Linked DNA regions of Mus musculus: region 1 is linked to region 2. Evidence: chromatin loops called from intact Hi-C (ENCODE). Cell type or tissue: gastrocnemius. All regions are shown on one strand. Each heading gives the region's core, and the rest is flanking DNA. Links, peaks and the distances in the headings are about the cores only.

What was found. Peaks named below come from ENCODE experiments on the same cell type or tissue, not always from the same donor. Only the 100,000 strongest peaks of a DNase experiment are listed, where the experiment ranks them.
Region 1: it touches region 2 in a loop (4-fold over the local background); 2 of 42 quality-filtered maps call a loop at or near these places.

Annotation. Positions count from the first base shown.
Region 1 is chr8:115,475,046-115,480,423 of GRCm38, forward strand. No RefSeq gene overlaps it. Among named protein-coding and RNA genes, the nearest start is that of Gm39256, 170 kb to the right of the region's middle. In gastrocnemius, for the core only: a CTCF peak has its summit at 2,902; no DNase peak of the experiment used is centred there; H3K27ac peaks cover 5,000 bases.
Region 2 is chr8:114,976,037-114,981,414 of GRCm38, forward strand. All of the region lies in intron 8 of Wwox (WW domain-containing oxidoreductase), which reads left to right. Among named protein-coding and RNA genes, the nearest start is that of Gm39257, 17 kb to the left of the region's middle. In gastrocnemius, for the core only: a CTCF peak has its summit at 2,320 (motif pointing right); no DNase peak of the experiment used is centred there; H3K4me3 peaks cover 1,928 bases; H3K27ac peaks cover 3,398 bases.

The DNA of each region.
Region 1 (5,378 bases), core at 136-5,135, 500 kb after region 2:
AGCTGGGATCCAAGGTGGTATGCACCACCACATCCAGCCCTACCTTTTTTTTTTTTTATTTTTTTAATGTGTGTATTCCTGGATGTGCCAATATGCCAATATGTGTGCATGGTACATGTCATGGTCAGGGGTCAGTGTTTGCTGTCTTCTTCCATTGCTCTCCACATTATTTTTGACAGACTCTCCCACTAAACCTGGATCTTACTGATCCAGCTAGGCTGGCCGGCCAATACGTTCCCAGAGTGCTCCTGTCTCTGCCTCCTCGGGACCATGATTGGAGATGCTTGACTCCTACGTGGATGCCCGGGATAGAGCACAGGTTTCTGTGCTCAGGAGTCCAGCACTTTACCTAACTGTGCGTGCAGTCTCCGTAGCCTGCTGTCACAGGCTTCTGTTCCAGGCTTCTTAGAGGTTTTTATTGTCATTTTGTTTCCGATGACAGATGGCACCCTGGGAACTCTGAGGTGGCATCCCTCTGGTGCCCCCCCCCCCCGCCAAAATCCGCATCTCCGTGTGCTCCGTTTTCTTTTCTGTTGCTTCAGTAAAAATGCGCCCCTGAACAAAAGGCAACTGAGAGGACAAGAAGGGTTTCTTCAGCTTACATTTTTAGGTCACAGTCCACCTCAATGGGAGGAGTCAAGGCAGGAAAGTCAAATCAAAGCTGTGGTCAGAAGCAACAAGAAACAAATGCACCCACAGTGCCTGTCCGTATCTGGAGTGGGACGGAAGAGGAGCTTGGTCTCTCCACACTGAGGTGTTACAGGAAGTGACATGTTGGGTCCTCAGTGACAAGTATCAGTAAGACCTTGCAAGGCCTTGTGGGTACTGACTTTTTCACCTGTACGGAGTCAGGCAGTTGGGCAACCCTACCCATGGAGAGGTTTCCTGGGGGTGCTGCCCTATCTACTTTGATACCCCTAGAAAAACATACGGACACTAATGATGTCAATCAACCTCATTTTTTTTCAGCCTGAGGTGAACAGACTGGGACACTGCTCAGAGTAGAAATGTCACCCGTTGAGGCTACACCGTCATTCTTTTTGGCCCTGGTTCCTGTCTCCAGCTTTGAGCTGCCCAGGAAGTGTCTGTCCGGAGCACTTGGGCAGCCAGAGACTCATTCAGACTTGTTCTCGGGGGATGTGGCACCTGCTTGAGAGACCTGGGAGAGTGAGTGGATCTGATCACAGAATGTCCTGCCAAAAGCTGAGGCAGCCACACCCTTGACTCCAACTTAAGTCATCCCCTCAGGTCCAGCAGAGTTTAGGGCCAAAGACAATGACGTCATGCTGGAGACTCTCGTCACCTGCCTCTGTCACTACTGGGTTCCTTAGCAAAACTAACATGGGCCGCCTCTTCTAGAATTACGAAGGTTGCTCCAGGACGTTTAGCCGCCAAAGCCAAGACTAAAGAGACATGAGAACACAGGGCTTAAGACCACGGAGAAGGGACCAGAGAGGACCATGGTTGATTCCTGACTCTGTTCTTAGTCAGCTGAGGACTTGGAAATTTCTAAGCCTGAGAGCTGTTAATGGAATTGCATGAAATAAGAATAGCTGGCAATGTGGACGAGGGCTGTGTACCATTTCATTTGAGCAATTTTATTAGTGAAGCATTCTATACCTTCTGATTAGATTTTAAAAATTGGTAGACAGGGGCTTGGGAAAAATAGCTCATTTGATAAGTGCTTGCCATGTGAAACTAAGGACCTAGAGATGATTTATAGAACTCTCTCTCTCTCTCTCTCTCTCTCTCTCTCTCTCTCTCTCTCTCCACTCCATGCCATCACAAACAAACACCCAAGGCCATTTGGCTACTAAGAGGTGGGAGTGGTTAGCCAAGAATTTGGCTTTCAGGGATCACCAACAGATCTGACTGCTCAGGGTAACCATGGCTACATGACTGACCTTTTTTGACAGATAATTCCTTTTGGTGGGGCTGGCTATGTGCTATGGAATGTGTATCTAGATGTCAATAGCACATACCTCCACCTTGTATCAATAGCATATATCTCCAGGTATTGCCAGATGTTGGGGCTGATGGAAAGAGGGGCCTGACTCACTGCTGGGTAAGAGCGATTACAGTAGATCATGAGTAAGTGGAATACAGGCATGTGAGCATGTAGACTCTGAAAAGTGGAGTCACATTATAGGAGTTCAACAATTACAGACCTTACCCCATGTCTAAGGTAGCATGGGGTGCGCAGGTAATGGAAGGGAAGAACAGGGAGGAGAGGGGAGAGAAAGAAGCCCATTTTGAGCTTAAAAGTCCGGCTGTATTGAATGTGTTTATAGACCAGTGGCCATGATCTACTACACAATAGACGTTCCCATCTCACAGAATTCTAAATGAAAGATGCCCCCAGGAGAGGGTCACCCACACGTTCTTCTGGGAGTCTAATGCCTATCATGTTGTCAAAGTTTCCCAAGATCCAGAAGGCAGACTCTTAGTATATGGCTTTTCCAGGAGTGTGGCTAAAGTCCTGAGAGGGCAATGGGGCCTGGCCTAAATTGGATAGCCAGTCTTTAATAGTTCTGAGATTTAAATCAAAATGGTTAAGATGATTATCTGAATTCCTGGGATGGGGGTGGGGGTCACAAGGGACGTATAATGTCTTCTGATTGCCCTCCCCCAGCGTTGTGTGACAAGTGACTTCTTAAGGCCACAGCAAGCCTTCTGAGCTTTCTAGACTCACAAGCATTTTGGAGGTATCCCTATATATTTGCCAGGATGTCTTGACTATTCATGTCAACCAGAGTTTCGTGGTCATCTATGAGAGTCATTTTTGACTTTACGAGAGAAAAGGAACACAGAGGCAATGTTGAGACTAGGCAGAAGGAACACAGGCTCTGGAGCACAGCAGACATTTCTTTCCCCACTGGTGGGTAACAGATACTACACCTTGGCCAGAGCCAGAGGGTAGCTAGCAGTGCACACGTTCCAACACAGGGGATAAGAATGGAGATTTTCAGGAGAGAAACCACTGAGGTATGTAAGAGAGGCAAGAACAGGGTAGCCACACATGGACAGCTAGGAGTAGGTCAGGTCTGGCAGGTGGGATGGGGTGACAGTGTTCTGAGAACTTACGTCTCTTCAGAAGCCAAACTGATCCAGTGGGGGAGAAAAAAAAATAATGACTATGAGCCTCCTGGTGTTCCTATGTCCAGGGAGACAACATCCACTTGGGGAGCAAGAACTTCTTGGGGGACCTTTTAGTTCTGTGTTTTGAGACAGAATTTCCCTCTGTAGCCCAGGCTCATCTAGGCACCTTAGGCTGGCCTCAGAATGCAGCAATTCTCTGGTTTCAGAATCTCTGATGTAGGGACTATAGGTGTGCTCCACCAAGCTCAGCTCTTAGTTAGTTAGCTAGTTAGTTAGCTTGCACCTTGCCACCCTAACAGGGCTTCTACTTCATGCCTGTGCTCAGAGCCTTAGGGAAAAAAATGAGTCTAACTCAAATGTAAGAGGAGAGAGTTTGGCGCTTCTAATACATGAGTACGTGTGCAAATACCAGGGGAACACACAAAATCAAATTTGGCAGCTAGGAATGTAAAGCGGCAGTGTCCGACTGAGAGCAGAGGATGTGAGAGACAGAACCCAAGAGCTGACAAGGCATAGGGGAAGAAGAGAGCTGTTTGGGAAACAGTCAGAAGTTATTTCCTAACATGTTAAAACCAAAATTGGCTGGAAAAGAAAAGATTTCTCCCTTCTTGATAAGATTAGGCCTCTCCCCTTCACCACTCAAGTGATGCCTCGCTCTGGGGGACAGTTAATCCTAAGTCTGTTTTCTGGAGGGGTCCTTCCTCAAACTCCCACATGCTTCAGCCGAGCTTGGCCTCGACTCCCCGATATTTCACAATGTTCTCTCCTGGAAAATGCATTCCACGTTCCTAAAATAGAATTGGATCTCTAACCGGGAGCGGTAGAAGCCAGGGTGGGAAGTGAGTTTACAGGCACCAAACAGGAATGGTTGTCCAGTGAGGGCATAGCTCAGGATGGAGTCTGGTTCCCCCAGAGATAGAGCAGGAAGGAAAAACGACACCAAGATGATGTGTTGTTTACCTTCGTCCTCCCAGTTCCTTGGCTCACTAGAAGACTCCAACTTATAATCAAATCTTATGCTAGTAGTGGAACCTCACACAGCCCCAGGAGGGTCCTTCATGGTTAGAGAGAGGTGGGGCCAGGGTTCTTCCATGGCTTAGAATTCTGAAACTGAGGGAAGGATGTCCGGGCTTGGGTGCAGAACCTGGGATCTGGCATTGGAGAAAATGCATTTGCTTCCCAGGTCTTTACTGTCTGACATCCCCCAGTCTCATCTCCTCTCTCAAGGAATCTGTCCTGTCCCCCTGTTTCTCGTGAGTGAACGGGGGGAATCATGGGGCAGATGACTTCTTAAGCTAAAGTCAAGCCTCTTCTAGAAGTGCCTGGAGATGGAAGTCCAACGCGAACGGGAAGTTCCCTTGTGAAGGCCATGACGCAGCGACAGCTAGACCACTGCCTGCCACACCAGTCTCACCAGCAACATGGCTGCGTGGAGCAAGGGGTTTGGCTGCCATAACGGCCCTTAAGCCTTGAGCTTTCAGTCACACTCATACCATCCCCCAAAGTAGAGGAGGTTTTCTTTGAATGAAACATACACAATTCCCAAATAAAAATACAGAACCTGGAAAGATCGTTTCTTGATGTTTGCCATAACTAGGGCTTCTAGAATTTTCTATGTCCCTCTCCTTCCTCTTCTCTTTAGAGTCAGTCACTCACGTGTTCACAAGTGCATTCACACATATGCATCCCCAAATGCATCCCATTCTGACACAAGCACATCTCCTCCTGCCTCAACATCCTCCATGATGAAACCTCCTGTTTCTGTATCCTGGACCTACCTCCCTGCTCATCTCCACCTGATGCAAACTTCTCGTGACCTGTCTCCTCCTCTTGCTTCTTGGGCTAGTTACTCAACTATTAATTACTGAGACTCCCCTCCCTGTCCCCATCCAGATTCAGAACGGGACATTAGCGGTGGATTAATACAACTTTTGGGGCAGAAAAGATGGCTCAGTGGTTAAGGTTATTGGCTTCTCTATAGAAGACTGGGATTCAAGTCTTGGCACCTACATGGTGCCTCACAACTGTCTATGAGTCCAGTTGTCTTTTCTCCATGAGGAAGAAATTATAAAAGCAGTGGGTCCAACATTCTCTTCTGGTTTCCATGAGTGACTGGCATTCATGTGTTACTCAGGCATAATCTCTCTCTCTCCCTCTCCCTCTCCCTCTCTCCCTCTCTCTCTCTCTCTCTCTCTCTCTCTCTCTCTCAGACACACACACACACACACACACACACACACACAGAGGCAAAACTCTCATACATAAAACAAAATAGGATT
Region 2 (5,378 bases), core at 137-5,136:
GTTCAGTAGCAGTATGTGAGACCTGCTGAGAGGTGTAAGTTCTTCTCTGTTAGGAGTGTTGGGCTTGAGCACAGGGCCTTGTGAATGCTGGGCAAATTCTCTAAGTCTGAGCTACCGCCCCAGCCCCAGTCCTGTAACCTTCTAGTTCATTTGGAGTCCTTATGGGCATCTAGTCCACCAAATCCTGTGTATACACAACATGCGTGTCTTCACATCTCTGTGAGACTCTAAAACATCTCTGAGGAAAGAGAGGATAGGCAAGCATGAGAGCAGCGCAGGGAGGCTTCAGGGATTAGGTTTTTAGGAATTACTGTCCCTTGGTTTCTCTCTTCCATCATGCTCTTGGCTGTCCTCCCTGTCTCTCCTACCTAACAGACACCCACATGGAGTCTCTGCCACCCATGTGTCCACGTTGCCCAGCAGGACATTGCATACTAAATTGGAGGTGATTTGTGTCTGTATGGTCCAGCTCAGTGTTCACTCAAAGCTAAGGAGCACTTGAAACATGGCTGGTATGACTGAGGGTCTAGAAGCTTGACTTGATTGAATTGAATCTAAATAACTTAAGAAGTCTGATGTCCCTGGTGGCTGTTGTCTTCTACAATATCATGAAGGCAACAGAGACTCAGACAAAAGGCAACACTGTGCCTTGCTCCTGAGGGTCTCTGGTCCACAGGGGTCAGACACCCTGAGTGACAGTCAACAAGCCTGAACGTGGAGATTGGTAACTAGTAAGGAGAAAACTGGTGTTGCCATAGCATCCAAGAAGATGCTAGCACAAGAGTGCACACCTGTAAGTTTCTATCTTGTTTTCTTCTAAGATTTTATTTTGTGTGTGTGTATGAATGAGTGCCTGAGTGAGTATATGCATACTGTGTGTGTATGGGTACCTGTAAGGGCCAAAAGAGGGCATCCAATCTCCTGGAACTGTAGTTACAGGCAGTTGTGAGCCACTCCATGAGGGTGCTGGGAACTGAACTCCGGTCCCCAGAGAGAGTTATCACTGCTCTTAACTACAGAGTCATCTTCTCCATCCCCTGTTTGCTTGTTTTTAACTTGTGTATGTGTGAGTGTGGACAGGGGTGGGTGGGGGCAGTGACTATAAGCAAATGTGCACTGTGGTGTGTACCTCCTATGAAACAGGATCTTTCTAAACACTCACTACGGCATAGGCTATGCTACCCAGCCTGTGAGCTTCTCATGGACTGCCTCTGCCTCCCGACTCCTGGTAGAAGCTCCTACTCTGTGAATGTGTGCACTACCTCACCCGCTTTGGTGTAGCTTCTGGGGATCTGGAGTCAGGGCCTCATTCCTGCACAGAAAGAGTGTCACCCACTGAGCCATCTCCCCAGCCTGAAAAATTCAAACAAACAACCCTACTTATATTGTGTGCATGTGTGTGGGGGACAGAGGACAATTTCTGCGAGTCTCTTTTCTCCTTCCACCATGTGGATCCCCAGGGATGGAACTCAAGTTGCATGGCACATGGCAAATCCCAGGACAGCTACTTTCTGTACACGCTAACACACTGCAGCTTATTGGGGCTGTTACCACCAGCTACAGAGACGGCACTTCTGAGATTCATGTCTATGATGGTCTCTTCTCCCATCTTTAGCTTCCTCTTGAGGTGAGCCTGAACCCCATGCAACCTGCTTCCTGATTTACTCTTTGACCTCCCCAGCTTGGCTGGTGGATTCTTTCGCACGCCAGTTCTGGGTAACCAGTGATCAGTCATCCCCCCCCCCCTGCCCCCCCGTTAGTCCCCACCCCTGCTGAAGGCAGGTTTCATATAACTGGCTTAGCACTTGGTAAGGAACGAGGTGACAGCAAGGCCACAAGCTGATAAATAGACTGGTATTTACCCAGTGCCGGACCTCCGCACGACTGATGTCTGTGTTGTTGAGCAGTGTGTCACATGTCCCTGCTGTCATCCTGGTCTCAAGATGACTGTGAGGACGGGGCCAAGTCATTTTGCAATCTGGGTGAGCGGTCCAAGCTTCTCAGAAGACCGACGCAATAGAAATTCAAGGTACGAAATTAAAGGTGCGATCTCCCAGTCATTTTATTTAGCACCTTCTCCATTGTGTCTTCTCAGCACATCAGGTGAGAGCCTCCTCCCCTACTGCTCTCCCATATGAACACGCAAAAAAAAAAAAAAAAAAAAAAAGAAACTTCCTCTTAAGGAAGATTTCTCTTGAAAAACCATATAACCCATTGCGTTTGTGTCCCCAGCCATGCCCGCGCCACCTCTGTCTTCTTTGAAAGGCACTGGTCGGGGCCTCCAGCACCAGCTCCAGGCTAGTTCTTTTAAAGAACGCCCGTGTATACCCAGCAGTGTGCACTTTCCACAAGGTGGCTCTTGACAGGAATATGATATCTCCCCCCACCTCCCCGGTGGCAATCACCTGCTTGGTTCATTCCAAGCCCTAGTTTAGATTCCCAGCTATTTTTGGGGGGGAGTTGACAGGTCTGAATTAAAGCAATGAACTTAGTCTTCTCTTGGAATGTTATAGCTGGAAGGGGTGTGTGGGGGAATCTCTGTAGCACCTAAAATTATCTGCCCCGCATACCCCACCACTGGGAAACAGATACGCTTCCAACAAGTCCTTCTGATTCTTTAAAAATAAAATGTTAAAGTCCAGCAAAGGCAGCTCCCACCAAGGCTAGCTAACGCCGCTCACTTGCTCTGTGGGAGGGGCTTGTGCAACGCTGTATACTTGTTTTATCCCTGACTTGCCTATGGAGAGATTGCACTACTCCACTTTCACCCAGCGCTCAGAGAATAGCAACTGGCCCCACCCAGCGCACAGAGCTAGTCAATGTCGTAGTCATCCTGATTTGGGAGCTTATACTCCAAATTAGGATAGACAGAGCCCTGTCTGTCTGTTTGTCTGTCTGTTTGTTTTAATTCTCAGGCAGCAGGTTGGTGGCCAAGGGGAGAATCAGACTTCTGGCTCCACAGGACAGGAAAAGGAGAACGGAGGGAGAAAGGCTTGGGAACTGGGCGGGCATAAAGGTCTGGTTTTTCCCTTGCTTTGCCTCCTGCATTAGCTTAAAACCTAAGGCTCCACCCAGATCAAGAAGCCCAGGCAGGGAGCCTTTTCTAGCCGAACTTCAGTACAGAAGGCCAGCATCTCTAGGGAGAACACAGTTGAGAACTGCAGCAAAGGCAAGCTTGGTTTTCCTCATAGCCAGGGCCAAGTGCTTGGAGGTGGTTTCAGGGGAATGGGCTTTGTTCTGGCTCATAGTTCAGGGCTTAAAGTCCGTCTTGGAGGGAAAAGCATGGCCACGGGGGCTTGGTCACCTACAGATACACCAGCAAACTGAGGGAGGGGAATGCTGACACTTCAGGCCAAGAGGTTGTGTCATCTATGTCAAGGGAGGTCTTTTCTTTGTCAGGTGTCTCCCTATAAACAAAATACACCAAAGGTGTGTGCCTCAGAAATGCCTCAGGGAAGCTTTCCTGGTGGAGCTATAAAAAAACAAAACCAAGGTGGTTTTGTTGTTGGTTGGATGTTTTGTGGGTTTTGTTGTTTGTTTTTCGTTAGACCATGTTGGCCTCAAACTCAGAGAGCCACCTATTTCTGTCTCCCAAATGCTGATCTTCAAGCTGTACATCACCCCCACCCCCAGCAGAAACAAGCTATTTTGAATAAATAAATGGTGTTGACAGGGTTCTTTCTAGGTACTTCAAATTTTTGTCAGACCCCTAGAGACCACAAAGGTTGAGTCCAAAGTTTCACCCCCAGCCTTAGAAGCTTGGGCTTATGTCCAGTCAGTCACCATTTGGAGAGCATTCTTTCAATCATGGGCTAAATGATTGACTCATTGAGATGGCTCTTAACCTTTGGACATTGGACAGAGCTAAGGGCTGTAATAAAATACTAAATTCACCCAAAACCAAAAGATCCCTTGCTCTAACATGGCTTCCATGGTATTGAGGAGAGAATGGTAAACAAGCAGACAAGCCAATATCACAGGGGCCATGAGGAGTGCTGGACAGATGGCTCAGTGATGGACAGACAGCTCAGTGGTTAAGAACACCCACTGCTTGCCCAGAGGACCCAAGCAAGTTTGGTTCCCAGCATCCACATCAGACACTCACAGTGTCTGTGACTCCAGCCCCAGGAGCTGATGTCTCTTTCTGGCACACACATGCATGTGCACATAGCACCCCCCCCACACACACATACATGTAATTAAAAATAGAATAAAAATCTTTTTAAAAAGAAGAAAGTCAACCAGAGAAGACCTGTGTGTGTGTATGTGTGTGTGTGTGTGTGTATGTTGAGGAATATGCTAAGGAGATGATACCTGAACAGAGGCAACAGAGCCCATCTACAATGGGAAGGAATGTAAGGGAGAGAATGTTCCTGGCCCGACTGCTCCAGGTGTAGACAGGTAGACCTTCTAGAAAATGGCGTCTTTCTCATTTAACACTCTTACCTTCCCACTGTCTACAAATGCTATTATGTAGTCTCTTACCTGGACATAGATTTTATCTTTTAAATGATAACAATGAAAGTGATTATGGTGATGACAGTGTGGCTGTTGGCAGTGGGATCTGTAGGTGACAGGTACTGAGCACATACCTTGCCCCATGACATGTTCTTGTGAAAATGTTTGAGACCTCACAGTGACACCATTACTTTTTTCCTAAAGCTACACGTACACAGATTACAGTGCAAACCATATGGTCAAAACTACTCTTGGGGCTAGGGAGATGGGTCAGTGGGTAGATAGCTTACTGGACAAGTGTGGGGAGCTGAGTTTGGATCCTCAATGCCCACGTTAAAAAATCCAGCATGGCCTCTCACGTCTGTAAACCTAGCTCTAGAGAGGTGGGTTAACAGTGGATCCTAGGAGCTTCATAGCCTGACAGCCGAGCTAAACTTAAGGCTAATTCCAACTTCAGTGAGAGACTCTGCCTCAAAGAATATGCTAGACAACAATAGAGAAGATACTTGGTTGGCCTCTGTCCGTCACACATGCACACATAGGCGAGCACACCCGCACCCTTGCATGCCACACACATGCAAACACTCCCCACCCCAACATGAACACACAATGGGTTTCCAAAAGATCTAATTTTAATGTATATGTATCCCTGGATATGTATGGCGTGTGTGTAGATACCTACTGGAGCCGGAAAAAGGGATCAGATTCCCTGTAGCTGGGGTCCCAGATAGCTGTGAGCTACCCCAACATGGGTGCTGGGAGTCAAATTCCTAGAACCCTGCAGGAACAGCCAAGCACTCCTAACCACTGAGCCATCTCGCCAGCGCACATTCCTTTTCAAATGCTCTTAACCACTCCAAGGCTTCAAGAAGGAGAAAGAAGCCAGTGAGGCTGAGGAGCTGTCTTAGGGGCTGAATCAT